Linked DNA regions of Mus musculus: region 2 is linked to region 1. Evidence: chromatin loops called from intact Hi-C (ENCODE). Cell type or tissue: left cerebral cortex. All regions are shown on one strand. Each heading gives the region's core, and the rest is flanking DNA. Links, peaks and the distances in the headings are about the cores only.

What was found. A loop is a pair of places that touch in the nucleus more often than their neighbours do. Peaks named below come from ENCODE experiments on the same cell type or tissue, not always from the same donor. Only the 100,000 strongest peaks of a DNase experiment are listed, where the experiment ranks them.
Region 2: a loop joins it to region 1, with 2.3 times the contacts of the local background. A loop is called at or near these places in 6 of 42 quality-filtered maps.

What each region holds. Positions count from the first base shown.
Region 1 is chr10:87,204,618-87,212,712 of GRCm38, reverse strand. The region is part of intron 4 of 1700113H08Rik (RIKEN cDNA 1700113H08 gene); the gene reads right to left. Among named protein-coding and RNA genes, the nearest start is that of 4930555G07Rik, 22 kb to the left of the region's middle. In left cerebral cortex, for the core only: no CTCF peak of the experiment used is centred there; DNase peaks (open chromatin) are centred at 3,064 and 3,822.
Region 2 is chr10:87,499,442-87,507,536 of GRCm38, reverse strand. It overlaps Gm29915 (a long non-coding RNA gene), which reads left to right. Exons shown (of 3, transcript XR_871928.2): 2 at 3,270-3,407; 3 at 4,279-4,709. Among named protein-coding and RNA genes, the nearest start is that of Gm29915, 4.5 kb to the left of the region's middle. In left cerebral cortex, for the core only: CTCF peaks have their summits at 3,310 (motif pointing right) and 5,026; DNase peaks (open chromatin) are centred at 3,340, 4,571 and 5,005.

The DNA of each region.
Region 1 (8,095 bases), core at 1,680-5,679:
AGAAACTACTTGGCACCGCAACAATTCGCATTTATTATCTTGCAAATAAGGCATTGAATCCTCACTGGTCCCTGTGCCCTTCTTTCAGAAGACATTTGATAAAGAACAGGGAGAAGATAATATTCAGACATCAACCAAAACGCAACACATCAAGGCACTCGCTACACACCTGAGCTCAGTCCCCAGGACCCACATGGTAGACGGAAAGAACCTACCCCAGCAAGTGGTCTTCTGTAAGGAGAGAGAGAGAGATGGGTGAGAAGGAGAAAATAAGGGAGGGAGGGACAGAGGGACGAAGGGATAAAAATCATAAGTGACAGTTTCTAAGAAGATTAGTTATATATTTTGAGAAATATTTTGAAAAAGTCTATCTCTGATACCTATGTGTGTGAATATATGGACATAGATATGCACAAACACACACACACACACACACACACACACACACACACACACCCACTTGTCTTAGCATAGAGCCTCCTCTCTACTCAGAAAAATCGTCCTGCTAAAACAGAGTTGGCTCTTCAAAGCCAGAAGAAAAAGCACCAAGCCTTTTGTGCAACTCCAGCCTTCTGTTGAGGCTCAAATAATTTTCCTTGTCTCCCAAATGGCTCTCTGGAAAAACTTGACTAGACACATTGTAACCAAAAGTTTTCAATGCGCATTCCATTTGTTAAAGGGGCTGGGGCCGGGGAACAACCAACTAAAGAAAAGAATATTCATCTTTATTATTTTCTGAATCTAACAGAGTGCCTGAGTGTGCTACACGCTACAAATTCTCTATAAATAGTCACTAAAGAAACACATGAACATAGCCATGCTAAGAGTTCAAACCATTACCTTAACACCTTATTAAACTACACTATGATCATTTCTTTTTCCAGTCCCCCCTCCAGGATCTGCAATCCCACAATTCTTAAGGTCTGAAACAGAAGCCTTCTTCTTGTTCTTAGATCTTTCTCTTTCTAGCTACAAGGAAGGCAAGTCTCCAAGACGGTATCCTACTCTTTGGTGAGAGTTAATAGGTCCAGGTTTGTGAAACTGAGTCACACTTGACTGATCAGATTCCTTCAGTGGGCCTTCTGGTCTTAAGGCCTCAACGGCCACATCTTGGACCTTCATAAAGGTAGATGCCAGAAGTATGCTCAGGGAGATATTGACATCCAGATTTTAGAACTATATACAAGTGACTTCAGTGAGAAAAATAACGGCATGTAATAAGAACAGGAGGTGAAAACAGAGATTCTTATGGGCTCAAAAGCCTCTGGGTCACATCTTCCCCGAGGACCACCTTACCCCAGATTCCATGTATTTTAGATGTATGCTTCACCTCTCCCTCTCACTAATGTCATTCAAATCAAAGTAGTTCTAATAAAGCTCGGCTTTGTTCTTGCGTCTGATCTGCCACAACTCTATTTGTGAGCTTAGCATCACTTCCACAAATGTCTCTTTGTGAGACACCATCTGTCTCATCTGTGTGCCTGCATGGATGGGAGCGCTGTGACACATACTTGATGCACTGGAAAGACTTTCCATCCTCATAAATGTGGCTCAGTGCTTCACAATTTTTAGCTGAATTCATAAAGAATAATAGTGGCAAGGCACCAGGTCAAAGAGAGTATGAGATCACCTGTTTGCTGTGGATTTGTAAAACTGTGCTCAGCTCCATTCTACCTGCCCCGTTCTACAGATGGGGAAGAAGCAGGCTTGAAGAAATGAAGCTACTTCTGTAAGGTTGCCCAACCTTCTAGGCTCCGCATAAAATATCCAAAATATTGTTTCACAATCCATGGTTCATATTCAATTAATGCCCCAAGACCCCCTGAAATTGTGACCCGTTTCTATCCCACCCTTCCCCTGTAGCTGAACCCTACACGTCCCTGCTGCTCATTTAGAGCAGCCCCAAGCCTCTCTGCCTGTCTCTCATCAGAAAAGAAGACAGAAATAGTTATTCTGTTCATCCAGAAAAGAGGAAATTAATGGCTGATTAGATGCCTGTTCAACACAATGAGAATAAAAACCAGTCTTCATGGTGAATTATTGAATTAGGGGGCAACTTTCAGTGCCACTATGTCTACACAAAGCCAAACACCCCATAGACTCAGCCAAAAAAAAAAATACAGTTTAGCAACAGAAAAAAAAAATGAAGTCAGTTGATCAGACAAAAGATGAAACAGACGTCAAGACAGCAGTGTGATTATAGCCCAAACAGCATAATGACAATTCCTGATGCTCATATATAGAAAACAGAAACCCAATGGAATAGACAAAAACAAAACAACAAACAAACAAACAGATCCATTAACTTGTGTGGAGGTGTGTGTTTCCACTGATTTTATTTATTTTTCAAATCCCAAGTTTCAGATCAAAATCAAGAAAAGACAAAGACAGTGTCCAAAGGTACTGAGATCCACCCAGCCCAGGATATTAAAAAGGCACCTTTCTTTCAATAAGTCTGGCACATAACATATGATCATTCAACCTGCCTTAGATTCATATTTAGTGAGTTAAATATTACCCTCATTTTCTATGACACACAAAAGGCTATCAAGATGCATTTTTATCTATAAAAATTCTAAAAACTCATTTAGTGTCCACATTGATAGCAAAAACTAGAAAAATATCTGAGTATATGTGACTATTGGGTATAATTTGAGACCTAAGTATCTGAACCGAGTTTTTTTAGACAGTGGCATTTTAATATCCTGTATCGTCTCTTTCTTTGATCTGTGTTTCAGCTATGAGCAATACTGTTAGGTCTAAACCTTAAAGTGGGCTATGAATCTATAGTTAGCTGTCATGTGGTCCCAGCTGACTAGATGAGATGCTGACTTACAAGTCATTTCAACTCCATTAAGAATAAGACAAAATTTACAAGAATTGCAAGTTTTAATAACTCATGAATTTAACTCACCCCCACAAATCTACAAGCACTAGACTTAGGAGGCAGACAAAGGAAATAGTCAGGACCAACTGGAAAGAACCATTCTGTGAACTGAGTCCCAAGCTCCCAAGAGTGAATCTGCAGCTGCCACTGGTTGGTGCTCCCCTAAATACTGCTGAGCCATATGGAGCAGTGCTGAGGACTGCCTATTTTAAAATGCTCTCTTCATATTCTATTCTTTTCCGTATGTCTAGTCCTCACTTCAGAGTTACTATTCATTTCTATAAAAACAAGATCTTTGTCTTACAAGCAGTCTTCTCCCAAGTCCTCTCTTCACTACTATAGCCACAAATTGCCCCAGTCATTCTAAGACCAAATGGCTGCAGTAAGAAAACCAGAGAACTACGGGAAGAAAAAAAGAGCCATATAGGATGACCTGTGAGCTATGCAGCTCCCATTTCTTGGCTTCTTCCAAATGATCTAATCAATGTAGGCAATAACAAACCTAACATGGGTATCAAATTGTCTCAAAATAAGCCAAATGTTTACAGGAAGTGTTCTGAAAAGCCTGAAGGACATAATCTGGTTAACCAAAAATTAACCAAAGGGTGCTTTCTGGAAAAGGGGGCTCCCTGTAGCTCAGGGTTGACTTAGAGCAATTATCCAAACAAAACAGTTGGCCGCTGTGTTGGCGACAAAGTCATGTTTGCATAAAAGTAGAAGGAGGGACAAATATGCATGAAAATTAAATTTGGGCCTCTAGGACTACCCTTTGGGGGCCATAGAAGAGCTGATTACATGTTCACAGCTGGAATTGGTGTTGGCAGAGAAGGCCTTATTCATGGGCAGAGGGAGGGACTCCCTTTTTTGAGTGACATCATGGTGGCAAAGCAAGGGTGACAGCATAAAAAGCATCTGATGCTGACAGCCAGAGCTGGAGCCCCGCCCACGCTGCTTGGATGAGATGACTGGCAGGTATTCTCACCACTGAGAAACCAGTGCTGCTTACAGTCTATTGAGGGCTCCTTCCCACACCACTCATCGCACTCCCAGCGGACACGATGCATTAAGCAACCTTTCCACTTAGAAGGCAGCAGATCGGAGTCAAGGAGTCGGCCATTGTTCTGAACAGCAAAAGTGAGGCTTGCAAAAGCAAAGTTGAAGACGGAAGCTATGGCTCAGTGGTAGAGCACTGGCTTTGCATACACAAAACTGCGGCTTCGATCCTCAACACTTCGATCACACACACACACACATGCACACACACACACTCTCACACACTCACAATCACAACACACTGTCTCATACTCATATACTCTTTAACTTTCTCTCTATTTCTCTCTCTCTCACACACACACACACACACACACACACACATTCTCTCTCATACACACACACACACATTCACTCTCACACTTGCAATACACTCAAAATACATTTTTTCATACTCATTCTCTCTCTCTCTCTCTCTCTCTCTCTCTCTCTCTCTCTCTCTCTCTCACATACATGCATGCATACACACACACACACACACACACACACACACACACACACCCCTGAAGTCCATAATAAGAGGCTGAACTGTCTTAGGACCAAAGTGTTTGTGGACTTCAATACCAGGAACTGGGCATTTGACACATGTTCTAGATGTCTGGTGGCAGATCACATGCAGTATAACATTACCTTCAGACAGTATGTCCCCCTATCCTTAACCTGAGCTGGACCAATCGTTTGTTTTGCCCACTAGGATATGACAAAAATGATAAGTGCTTTCTACAGTGATGCAGACAAAACAAAAGATGGGCAAACACTAGCTCAGTGAGCAGACAACTATGCCCTATGGCTAGAAACAACACATTACACTGAGTAATGATAATAGCCAAAATCATAGAGCACTTTGATGTGCTAGGAAATATCAAAGCATTGTACTAGTACTCGATACTCTAGTTTCCCAAACAGTCTGGGGATGAGCTGCTACTAATGATGATGGTGATGGTGATGATGGTGATGGTGATGATGATGGTGATGGTGATGATGATGGTGGTGATGATGATGATGATTCTCCTTTCCTCCTCCTCTTTTCTCTTCTTCTTCCTTCTCTCCCTCCTCCTCCTCTTCTTCTTCTTCTCTTTCCTCTCTCTCCATTCTTCCACCTACCCTACTTCCTCTCTCTCAGCAGTTAGAAATTTGGTCCAATATCCCACAGATACTAGTTGACAAAATTTATATTCAAACCCAATGCTATTTGGATTCAGAGCCCATATTCTTCCTCTAGGATACAAGGTGTCTTTAAAGGGACTGGAAATAGCCTGGTGGGATTCACACTGTGTACTCAGTGGGAGCCAGGACTTCTGCAACTGTCTCACAGCTGGGTCAGTTGTCCACTTATTTGCTCCGTCATCTCTCCTCCACTGCACCATCCAAAATTGAATCAAATTCTATCATCTTTCCCAAAAGTTGAATCAAGTCCTATCATTTCCTCATTCAGTCGTCAGTCCCTTTTCACGGATATCCCTTGTCCTTACAGGAAAACAATCAAAACATTCTTTGTCATTTGTTGTGTGTACACACGTACACACGTATATGCCGTGGGGTGCACATGTAACTGTCAGAGGACATCTCCCAGAAGCTGGCTCGCTTTCTCAGTGAGAGTCGGAATCCATGTTACTAGGCTTTCCAGCAAGCATCCTTACCCACTGAGCCACCTCACCTGCCCTCACAATTTCTCATGCTGTGTACTTCCTGGCTCCCACGACTCTGTTCACCTGCCTTACCACTCACACTCGAGCTGCTAGTTCTGATTCAGACTTTCAGCACTCTGCCTTCGTGCCATTATCTCTGCTTAGAATACTACTTTTCAAACCTTGACTTTGGTTCTGCCTCTTTTCTCCCTGGAGCTCTGTGCATGCCTCATCTCCTCAAAGAGGCCTTTCTTGGTCACTTTCTCTAAAATGACACTTCTCAGTCACATTGATGTGTTCTTACCTTAATTCTCTTCGCAGGATTTACCACTGAAATCACATGCTTATGTGGTTGGTTTGGTTTGGTTTGTTTTTATTTTGTTTTGTTTTACTTTTAGTCACTTCTTTCATAATCAAGGGCTCTGATAAGAAGTTTACTCCATACGGGGCTCATTGATATTTCTGTTAGATCACAGATGCCTTTCTGACACAGCAGAAACAAATAAAACTAGAATTAAATCAGAAGTTCAGATGAATGGTTTCTATACTTCATGGGCCATGCTTACAGTAAGACATTTGGAAATAAAGTGGGTCCCCTATGTTATATCTGAAACACCTGTTTCAAAAGAATAATGGTAGCATTTACCCCCAAGTCATGCCTCAGTGTTCTGAGTGTGTCTCTGCCAGTGGGTTAAACTGCAGGCCAAATATGGAGAAAACTTAATTTAAGGATGTAATGTCAATGTGGAGAAAGTAATTCTGTATGAGGAAGGGACATGAGGTGCATAAATATTCTAATAATTAACTGAAAAAGACCCTATAGCCCCTGTGGCCCTAACAACAGAGCTATGAACAGATACTGGACCCAATACAAAGCTCCGACTCTCTCTAGAAAGAGATCATTTTCAGGAAGCATAGGCTGGCCATGGTGGACTGGGTTAGCCCTCACTTACCATTTGTAGGCTGAGAGTCATTATGGATTATCTGCCACACTCCGGGCATTATTACAAATATCACTGGCAAGGAAACAACTGTGGTCCTCGACCTTCACAGTACTGTGTCCTGAGAAAGGAAATTGGTAAGAAGCAGGAGGTGCTGTGCCATGGTAGACAAAGAGAGCAGGGGAGCAGACACACACTCTGAGCTGTGGCAAAGTAAGATGGCCCAGTGTGAGAGAATAATGCTACTGCTCCTTACAGAACACTCCAGCTTCTCCACTTCTAGAACATAGAGCCTACACAAAATCCCTAAGGTTCTCAGAGATTCCATGGCTAAAGTTAGGCAGGCATTGATGGAGAAAGCTATGATAACTTGTTTTTCATGGCTTTATGACACTCCCACCATACCTCCATCAGGACCTCATTTGTCCAAGAGGAGAAAAGGAGTTGGGATAATTGAGGAAGCCATCTATTGTTACCTTAAGTTCCTGCCAGACTATTCTAAAACATATCAACAATGTCTAAGCTCACTCCAAAATCTGACCACTGATAGGAAATTAGCTAGCACCTGATTTCAAGATGTATTTACTGGCCAGCTTAAGGCTAGGTTACGCTGCAATGACAACTGAAGTTGTAATAATTAACTGGAGCATGGATTAACTATTATCATTCATGACTCATGATCATCGAGGTACCCATGAACACTTCATGCTTGCCTGTAGCAAACGGGAAAACAACATGCCCATCATAGTTCCTGCTCAGAGATGACTCACTTCTATTCATAAATTAAATAACTAATGCTTGTCTCACAGTCAGTATAATATCAATGAAACATAGATGGATAATTCTTCCCCTTGAGGAGAACACGTTTTTAAAAATAGCCTTCCATTTCATCCATGACCACAGCCAAGGGACTAAGCATGGACACAGAAGACCTTAGAATGGGCACAAGCTCCTCCACTGCAAGTGAGCTGAGATGAAATTCTGTGTTCTAGCATTACCGCCAATAAACAAGACAACTGTCCATGTGGCCCTATTTAAAGGAAAACCAGTGACAATGTTCAAGAGAGCTTCTAGAGGGGCTGGAGAGATGGCTCAGTGGTTAAGAGCACTGACTGCTCTTCTGAAGGTACTGAGTTCAAATCCCAGCAACCACATGGTGGCTCACAACCATCCGTAATGATGCCCTCTTCTTGGGTGTCTGAAGACAGCTATAGTGTACTTACATATGATAAATAAGTAAATTTTTGAGAGAGAGAGAGAGAGAGAGAGAGGGAGAGAGAGAGAGAGAACATTGTTCCTGGTCTCGCCTTCAAATAGCTTGCATCAACCTGCAGACTAAGCAGACTAAGAGAAGTAAATTCTAATGCCTATGGGCCATGCATATAAAACAAATCTCTCTCTCTCTCTCTCTCTCTCTCTCTCTCTCTCTCTCTCTCTCTCTCTCTCTCACACACACACACACACACACACACACACACAATACAAAGACAGTAATGTTTAATTACATTTTGAAAATACATTAAAAATATAGACAACTTTACAACTGAAAATGATCCAGTCATAACTACTTGATCTGAAAGTAGATACAC
Region 2 (8,095 bases), core at 1,706-5,705, 290 kb before region 1:
ATTTATTAGATTGGCTTACACTGTGTGTGCGGATAGTCCAATAATGGATACCTCATACTGGAGAGGCCAAGAATCTGGTAGCTTCTCAAAACAGAAAGCTAGGTGCCCCAGCAATCCCAGCATAGTGCTGAAAGCTCAGAGGATTCATGAAGAGCTGCTGGTCTTCAGGCCATGCTGGAATACCAAAGAAGCTGGGATCTGGTGTCAGCAAAGGTATGCAGCATCAACAAGGCATATGAACTCGCTGGTGAGAAGGAAGACAAAGTTCCCTTTTATCTCCCTTTATGTGGGCTGCCACAGGAAAGTGGCATCACCATCTAGGATTGGTCCTTCTCACTTCAAATAATCGGATTCAGGAACATCCCTCACACAAGTGCCAGGTGTCTTGCCTTTTTTATTAATCTCAGATTCATTTATGTTGACAACTAAGATCAAACATCACAGAAGAGTAGCGCCTAACACATTGTGCCAATCAGGTGCTTAAAGGATCTGATTCGCTGAGCAAAATGAAGTCATTGGTGAATGTCTCAGTCTTGAGTGCCTCTGAGAATCAGAACTATGAACCATGAAATTGAGGGCCTTTGGTGAAGGGGTGGGAGATAAATGGGACAAAGTTCACCATAGAGTCAAGATATGAGAACCTTTCTTTTGGGGTGAAACTAAAGAGCCATTTTTATTTTCTTGTTTTGTGAGCATAGTTGTGGTTTAATAAAGATATTGCATCTATGATGCAGGCTTAAGCATGGGATCAAGAGATAGATTTGATGGAAACATCCTATTTAGGACTGTGTGTTCCAAGGTCTCTCACTCTTTGCTAATGTCTGGCTGTGGGTCTCTATATCTGTTCCTGTCTACTGTAGGAGGGAGTTTCTTTGACAATGGCTGAACAAGGCACTGATTTATGAGAATAGTAAAATATCATTAGGAGTCATTTTATCACTACAGTTTTCTTGGAACCAACAGACCAAAAACAAAACAGTAGTATTTGGCTTTCCCCTAAGCTCCCAGGGCTATCTAGTTTTAGATTCTTGGTCACCCAAGCAATGTTGGGGATGTGGTTTATAACTCGTGGAATAGGCCTTGAGTCAAATAAGTTTTTGTTGTTTACAAATTGTTTAAAAATCTCTCCACTCAGACCTCAGAGAACCATGAAGAGAAGGCAGAAACAGTGTAAGAGCCAGAGGGGAAAAGGACATCATGAAAACAAGCCCCTCCAAATCAAGATCTTCATAATGCTACGATGATTTAATACAGTTCCTCATATTGTGGTGACCGCCAATCACAAGAGTATTTATTATTGCTACTTCATAACTGTAGTTTTACTACAGTACAGCGCTGCAGTTATGAATTGCAGTGAAAACATCTGACATGCACAAAGGTCATTCGATTCTCAAAGGACTTACAACTCCCCAATTAAGAACCTCTGCTCTAAATCTCCATGGGCAAAGCTCTTATGCACTCACAGAGAGTAAAGCAGTATGCACAGGGTCTGAACAGGTCTGCCTCAGTTCATAGTGTGAACAGTCTGTGTTCATATTACAGCTTCCCGTTTGGTGTTCTTATGGGATTCCTGAGTGAGTAAGCCACTGGATTCCTGATTTTCATTCTTTTGGGGCTCTTTCCTTCTGTTGGTTTGTCTGTCCAACTCTAAATTGATAGGTTTTTGTCTTTAATCTTACTATGTTTTATTTTGTCATATTTTTAAAAACATGAATGAATGAATGCCCTTGCCACTGGAGTAAACGTTAACAATTGAACTGTCACTTATACTGGCTAGGAGACAGAAAAATCCATATATGGTGACACTAGGTACATCAACTACTTCACGACAGGACTCATGCTCAGGCAGAGTTGCCCAGCGTAGAAGGTGCTCCACAGGCTTCTTCTCTGTGTGTTTTATTTGGTTATAGTTTAGTGGAACGTTTGGGGGATATTTTTTCTTGGTTTGGGCGGAGATTCTATTATTGTATTGGGCTTTTGAGACAGAATGTAAAGTCGAGTGGGTAGAGGTGGAAGGCGAGGATCTGGGACTTGGGGGAGGGGACAAGTGTGATCAAAATATATTTAAATATAAAATTTGTTTTAAATGATGCAAATAAAATATAGTAAAAATAAAACATAATAAAATGGAGAGAGAAAGAGAAATGCCCATAATGGAGGATGAGGTACTGAAGAGTGTGGACGTGGTTTCTCTAGAGATGACTCCAGGAAAGGTTGGCGGTTATAAATCTACAGGGTAATCTTGATTAAGCTTCTCTGAACTGAGTTGCAAAGGAACCTAATGGGAAGAAAGTAGTGGATGCTGGAAAGAGATCGAGTAGGGATGTGGATAGAGAGGAGCCTGAGGATGATGTCATAGCCAGGCCAAGAAGTAGCCTCCACTGGACGACTCAGTGGAGTGCAAGTGAAGGCAAGAACGAGATATCCCTAACATGGAGCAAGCTGTCTGTTGGCCTCTTTCCCTCTGATTCAGGTTTCTGACCAATTACTAGGGCCATTAGGAAAATCCATCTCCAAAATACCGTACCCATTTCCCCTGCCCTCAAACCACCAGGGTACCTGACCTTGCAGGACAAATACAAATCTCTTATTAGGAAAGATTCGGCCTTCACTGATTGTCACTGCCCTCCCACTTGGCGTGCTTCAAGTGAGGCAGTTCCCATCCTTGGCTTAGGAAATGTGGCTTGTTGTGAGAACACATAGAAAATGTGTCTAGTCATATTTGGGTAGGCATGAGATGAAGCTTCCAAGTCCGACTGCTAAGCACACCTCACGTGTTCAGAGAGATGGCTCACTCAGTCTATAAAGCTCTTGCAGCTCAAAGATGTGGAGCCAAGTTCAGAACAGCAAAAGTAAAATAAAATAAAAACCAGTCACAGTAGTGGTAGGGAGAAAGGGAAGAGAAAGATTCTTGGAGCTCAATGGCCAGAAGGTCTCACCAAATGGATGAGCTAATGACTCAGTGAGAGATACTGCGTCAAAAATTAAGGGGGAGCCTGACTGATGAAGAAGGTGTCCTCTGGCTTCCAGGCACATATACACACATATGCACATGTGTACACACATACGAGAGAGAGGGGGAGAGAGAGAGAGAGAGAGAGAGAGAGAGAGAGAGAGAGAGAAAGAGAGAGAGAATCTTAGATATAGTAATGTGGCCATCCTAATGGATGGGACCCATACCTCATGGTGCTCTATGGTTAAACTGCATTGCACAAAGAAGAATTAATTAATTGAACTGAGTGATGTGGAATTACATTTTTTCATTACAGATTTTCCCTTCCACGGTTCCTGCTTCATTTTAACAAATGACCAGCAGGTGGCAGGCGACCCACACGTCGCGCAAAGGAAGACACGTCAATTAATTACCAGGTCCTCGAATTCGGGATGAGAAACCAGTCTAGTTACATGTGAGTATCCTGTTTCTCTAGCAAAGCTGTGGTGAGCAATGGTGTTTCATTCCATTGCACGCTAGTCACGATGCACCAAAGACCTGGCATTTACCCTGGTCCCTAGCACTAACCATTTGACTCCAGAATACCTTCTGACTAGCAGGACCCATAATTTGAGCACCACCTTCATTGCCCACACAATGAAGGCGGAGGAGGGTGATGTCATTTGCCCCTGGAGGTTATTTTAGAAAAAAGACTAGCAAAAAAAAATTAATATATGTATGAGTTCAAAGGGGAACATGACTGTCACTAGAGGGTTGTGTGGTCCAGTTTGTATTTTCTACACTGTCAGAACATCTGCTTAAGAGAGAGACTCTAGGTAATTTGAGAATGCATGCAATTGTAACTCATTGATTTTACCTGAAATTTACATGTGTGTGTGTGGGGGGGGTGGTATTCGGGTATGTTGGGGGTGGAGTCTAGAGATAAAAGGAAGATGGAGGAACAGGGCCGCTGCCCTTTGTTGCCCTGCTGCGTCTTAACAGACTTTCTTCCCTTCTACGATGACTATTCCAACTACAGCTTCACGGGAAGCAGCGACTGTGACCTGCTGTCCTCCTTTCAAACTTGCCACAGTTCTGTTAGAGCAATGATTATAGCAGCTTAAATCGACTTTCCGATTAAATAGGATTTTCTCACACTTGACAGGACTGAAGTGTGCATCTTGCTGCATGTGTCAGTGTGAGTGTTATATTTATCACACATCTCTTGTGGGTTCTGTGTGCTTGGCAGTGTCGGGATTTTATAAAGAGTAAGCCCTTAAATCTTGTCTTTGTTGCTGTTTGAGGTTTCATGAACATGAAATATCCATGTTAAAATTACCCCCTAGGAAGGATTGCAGGGACGGGCGTGAAGGAGGTCCCAAAGGGATAGAAACTCCACAGGAAGACCAACAGAGTCAACTAACCTGGGCCCTTGGGGCTCTTAGAAACTGAACCACCAACCAAAGACCATACACAGGCTGGACCTAGGCTTCCATGAACGTATGTAGCAGACATACAGCTTGATCTTTGTGTGGGTCCCAAACAACTGGAGCAAGGGCTCCTCCAAAGCTGTTGCCTGTCCGTGGGATGTGTTCTTCTAGCTGGGCTGTCTTGTTTGGCCTCAGTGGGAGAGGATGCGTGGAAATCTGCAGAGACTTAATATATCAGGGTGTGGGGAAACCCAAAGGGGATCCACCCACCCAGAGGAGAAGGAGAGAGGGGATGGGAAGGGTGACTGAGAGAGGAGCAGTGTGCAGAATGTAAAGTGAATAAATGAAAAACAAAAAATAAAATTAAAAACTTACCCTTGAATCCATGCATGAGCGAGCGAGCGAGCAAGTACACACACACACACACTGAAAATTGACTGGCTTCTGTCTCTTGCTTGTGCTACAAATGGGCCTATGGAAGAGCGGCCCAGAAGAACCAGGCAGGCAAGATTGATGTAACTGGCCTGCTTGTGCCTCCTCTGAAACCTATTACTTACCAGTAAACTTTCCATTTGGCCCTCAGGAGCAGCATTCAGGTTTGCCTGAAGTGGAGAGAGTGGAGAGCCCACTAACTGATAAGCTAAGGAACTCCCAGGCTGCACCACAAGGAGTCAGTCTGAGTCTGGACTTTGGGGAAGTGCTGATGGACATAGGACGCGTGGCCACACAATGGGGACACACGACTGACCTCAGACACTTAGGTTAACTGTCCCACCTTTCAGGGGGGCTGTAGGAGCAGATCGGGAACTCCTGGGAGCCAGGCGCCCCTGTTCTTCATCCACCAGAAGGTTCCCCTAGCCCCTTGAATCTGGAAGCATCTGCAGGCTTGCAGAAACTCCGGATTTCCTGAGCTTTCCAGTTCTACTCTAAGGATATGAGCTAGGGTTCATTCCATGTTGTATAAAGAAAAGTGTCACAGAGGTGATCTTACTGAGCAATGTGGCTGGGAGCAAACCTTCAGAGTGGGCAGGCAGTGCGGTGGCTTCACAAGGAGTTCCACCTGGATGAAAGGAATGAAGAGTGGGTGGCTGAAGGAGGGGAGGTGTGTGCAAAAAATCAGAATTAAGGAAAAGGTTTGGGACAGAAATTCCAGAATGAAGGTGGGGCAGAAACAGCAGAGTTTGGATTTAGGGAGATTTTGTTTGGTTCCTGGGCTTAGTGGTAAGCTCTTATCTGCCTCATTAGCATGAGCTGCGCTCAACACACTCAAATGCTCTAATAATTTATTATGCCATCCCATAGGGGTCGCAGCCCAGGGGCGCAGAGCACAAGACTAGGACCTCAGTAGCTGCGCTGCTACCCAAGAGCTCCCTGCTAGCTCCGGACCCTGCAGCAGTAGACTGTGCAGAGCTGATGCACGTCTGAAATGTCTTTTCCCCTACATTCATCCCCGGGATGGTAGGATAGCTCTGGTCCCTCCAAGATAACTTGGCTTTTGCTGAGCACCAAGTGAGTGGGATTTGAGGTTGGTAGCCAGGGTGTGAGCTTTCCAGGAGTCTGAGAACAATTTAACGACTGCAGCGGCCCCTGTCCCCACTCTGCTTTCACCCCCTCGTTCCAAGATGGTCTATAAAGGGGCGGGGGACAGGGTGGGGGCGATGGACTGAAATCTGGCCACTCACGTCCACGGTTCTATTCACAAAACAGTTTCAAAATAAGTTAACCTCCACAGGGTGTTTACCCCTCCCCTTCTAATTGTCCCGGTTCCTCCTCCCTCTCCCCGTTCCAGTCTGTTTTATGTCCCTCTGCGTTGTGCCAACTATTTTATCTTTATTCCTTCTCTTTCTCTGTCGCCATTCATTCCCTTTTTGTGTGTGTGGCTTCTGGAGCCGATGTGCGGCTCATTACCACCCACTGCAAACTCGCTCCTGTCGCTGAGGTGTTTCTATACAAACCGGAGCGTCCAGTTGTCATATTAATTATTACACTGAGTAATGACTGAAATGGTCAAAATAAGGGGAGACTCAAGAGCGCTTTTTCCTGCTGCTCAAAGATTCAGCAAAGAAGCCTTGCAACAAAGCGCTAATTGGTCCCCAGAAACACTCTGACAAGGCATGGAAGATAGGTTTCACAGAGCCCTGTGATTGTGAGGGGGAAGCTCTGAATGGACCCCACGCTTCTTTTCTAAACTCTCTTGCTGAGCAAAAAAAATGGACCTCTGTTTGAATACTGCCCTGATCCTTGAATACTATACCCAGCAGAGAAAAAAATGCACCATTTATTGTAAGTTTTTTTTTTTCCTTCTTCTTCTTCTTCTTCTTCTCAAGCTATTCAGGGGTTCTCTGTGAAGAATCAGCTGGTTTTGTTTACGGTGAAAGACCTTTGCTTTGTTTTCATTCTTGGAGGAGGTGCGGAGGGGGGTGCTGGGGGAAGAAGACCCATGTGCCTAGACAGAGCTGGCCGGCCTACTGTAACAAGAAAATAGAGTGTAACAAATCCTACAAAAGTTTAGAATGTATTGATTCTTTGGAGAGCTATATAGATTAACGACTTTCTTTATGCTTATCCAAGGAAGGTATTTAATCATAATGTAAATGGGGCTTTAGAAAAAATAATAAAGAGTCGGCATTAGTTCTTCTTATTTGGAGAACTTCAAAAGCTCCTGTGAGGGTGACTGCAAATTACTGCCCCCTCAGTCCCCCCACCCTCCCTCCTTATCCCAAAAGCCACAATAAAATATACTTTGTGCTTGTTTTGTTTCGTTTTTCTCCAACTTTTTTTTTCTTTTCTTTTTAAGACATATTGAAAAAGTGAATAGCTTCATTAGGAGCCTGGAGTTCTTGATGCAGGTGCAGGCCAGGCTGTTAGGACCAAGCTGCAGAGCCAGAGCCAATGTGAGGCTCCTGCTCTTCTGTCCAGGAGAGTGGCCCTCTCCACCTTTGCTGCACACCTAGCACTCACACCAAAGTGACCTGGGAAAGGGCGTGCCTGACAAGGGGCCATCACTTAGGGATGTGCTTTTTTATGTTCCCTGGGTAGGATAGCACCTAGCATGGGCTTAGGGGAGTTTACCCTCCAGGTTCTGTGTTGTGGCTGGCAGGAGCTGTAAACCCCCTTTTCTTGGAGCACCTGGGGTTCTTGGGTTCAAAACTCCTCCAACTTGATGACTGCACTAAAAATATTGTGACAAAAGTCAGAGTCCAAGATTTAACTGCATTTTTTTTCTCTTTATCCCTCATTTAAAAGCCTCTATAAACACAACTTTATTAAAATATTGTTTCATGGAAAACCTAGTTTAGCTGGGTGGTAGCGGCTCATGCATTTAATCCCAGGACTTGAGAAACAGTGGCAGGAGGATCCCTGAGTTTAAGGCCAGCCTGGTCTACAGAGTGAGTTCCATCTAGGACAGCCAGGGCTACATGGTATAACCTTGTATCAGAGAGGAGAGAAAGAGAGAGAGAGAGAGAGAGACAGACAGACAGACAGACAGACAGACAGACACAGACACAGACACAGACAGACACAGACACAGACACAGACACAGACACAGACAGACACAGACACAGACACACAGACACAGCACAGACACAGACAGACACAGACACAGACACAGACACAGACACAGACACAGACACAGACACAGACACAGACACAGACACAGCACAGACACAGACACAGACACAGACAGAGAGAATGAATGTGAGTGAAACTTAACATTCCAAAACACTAAAGG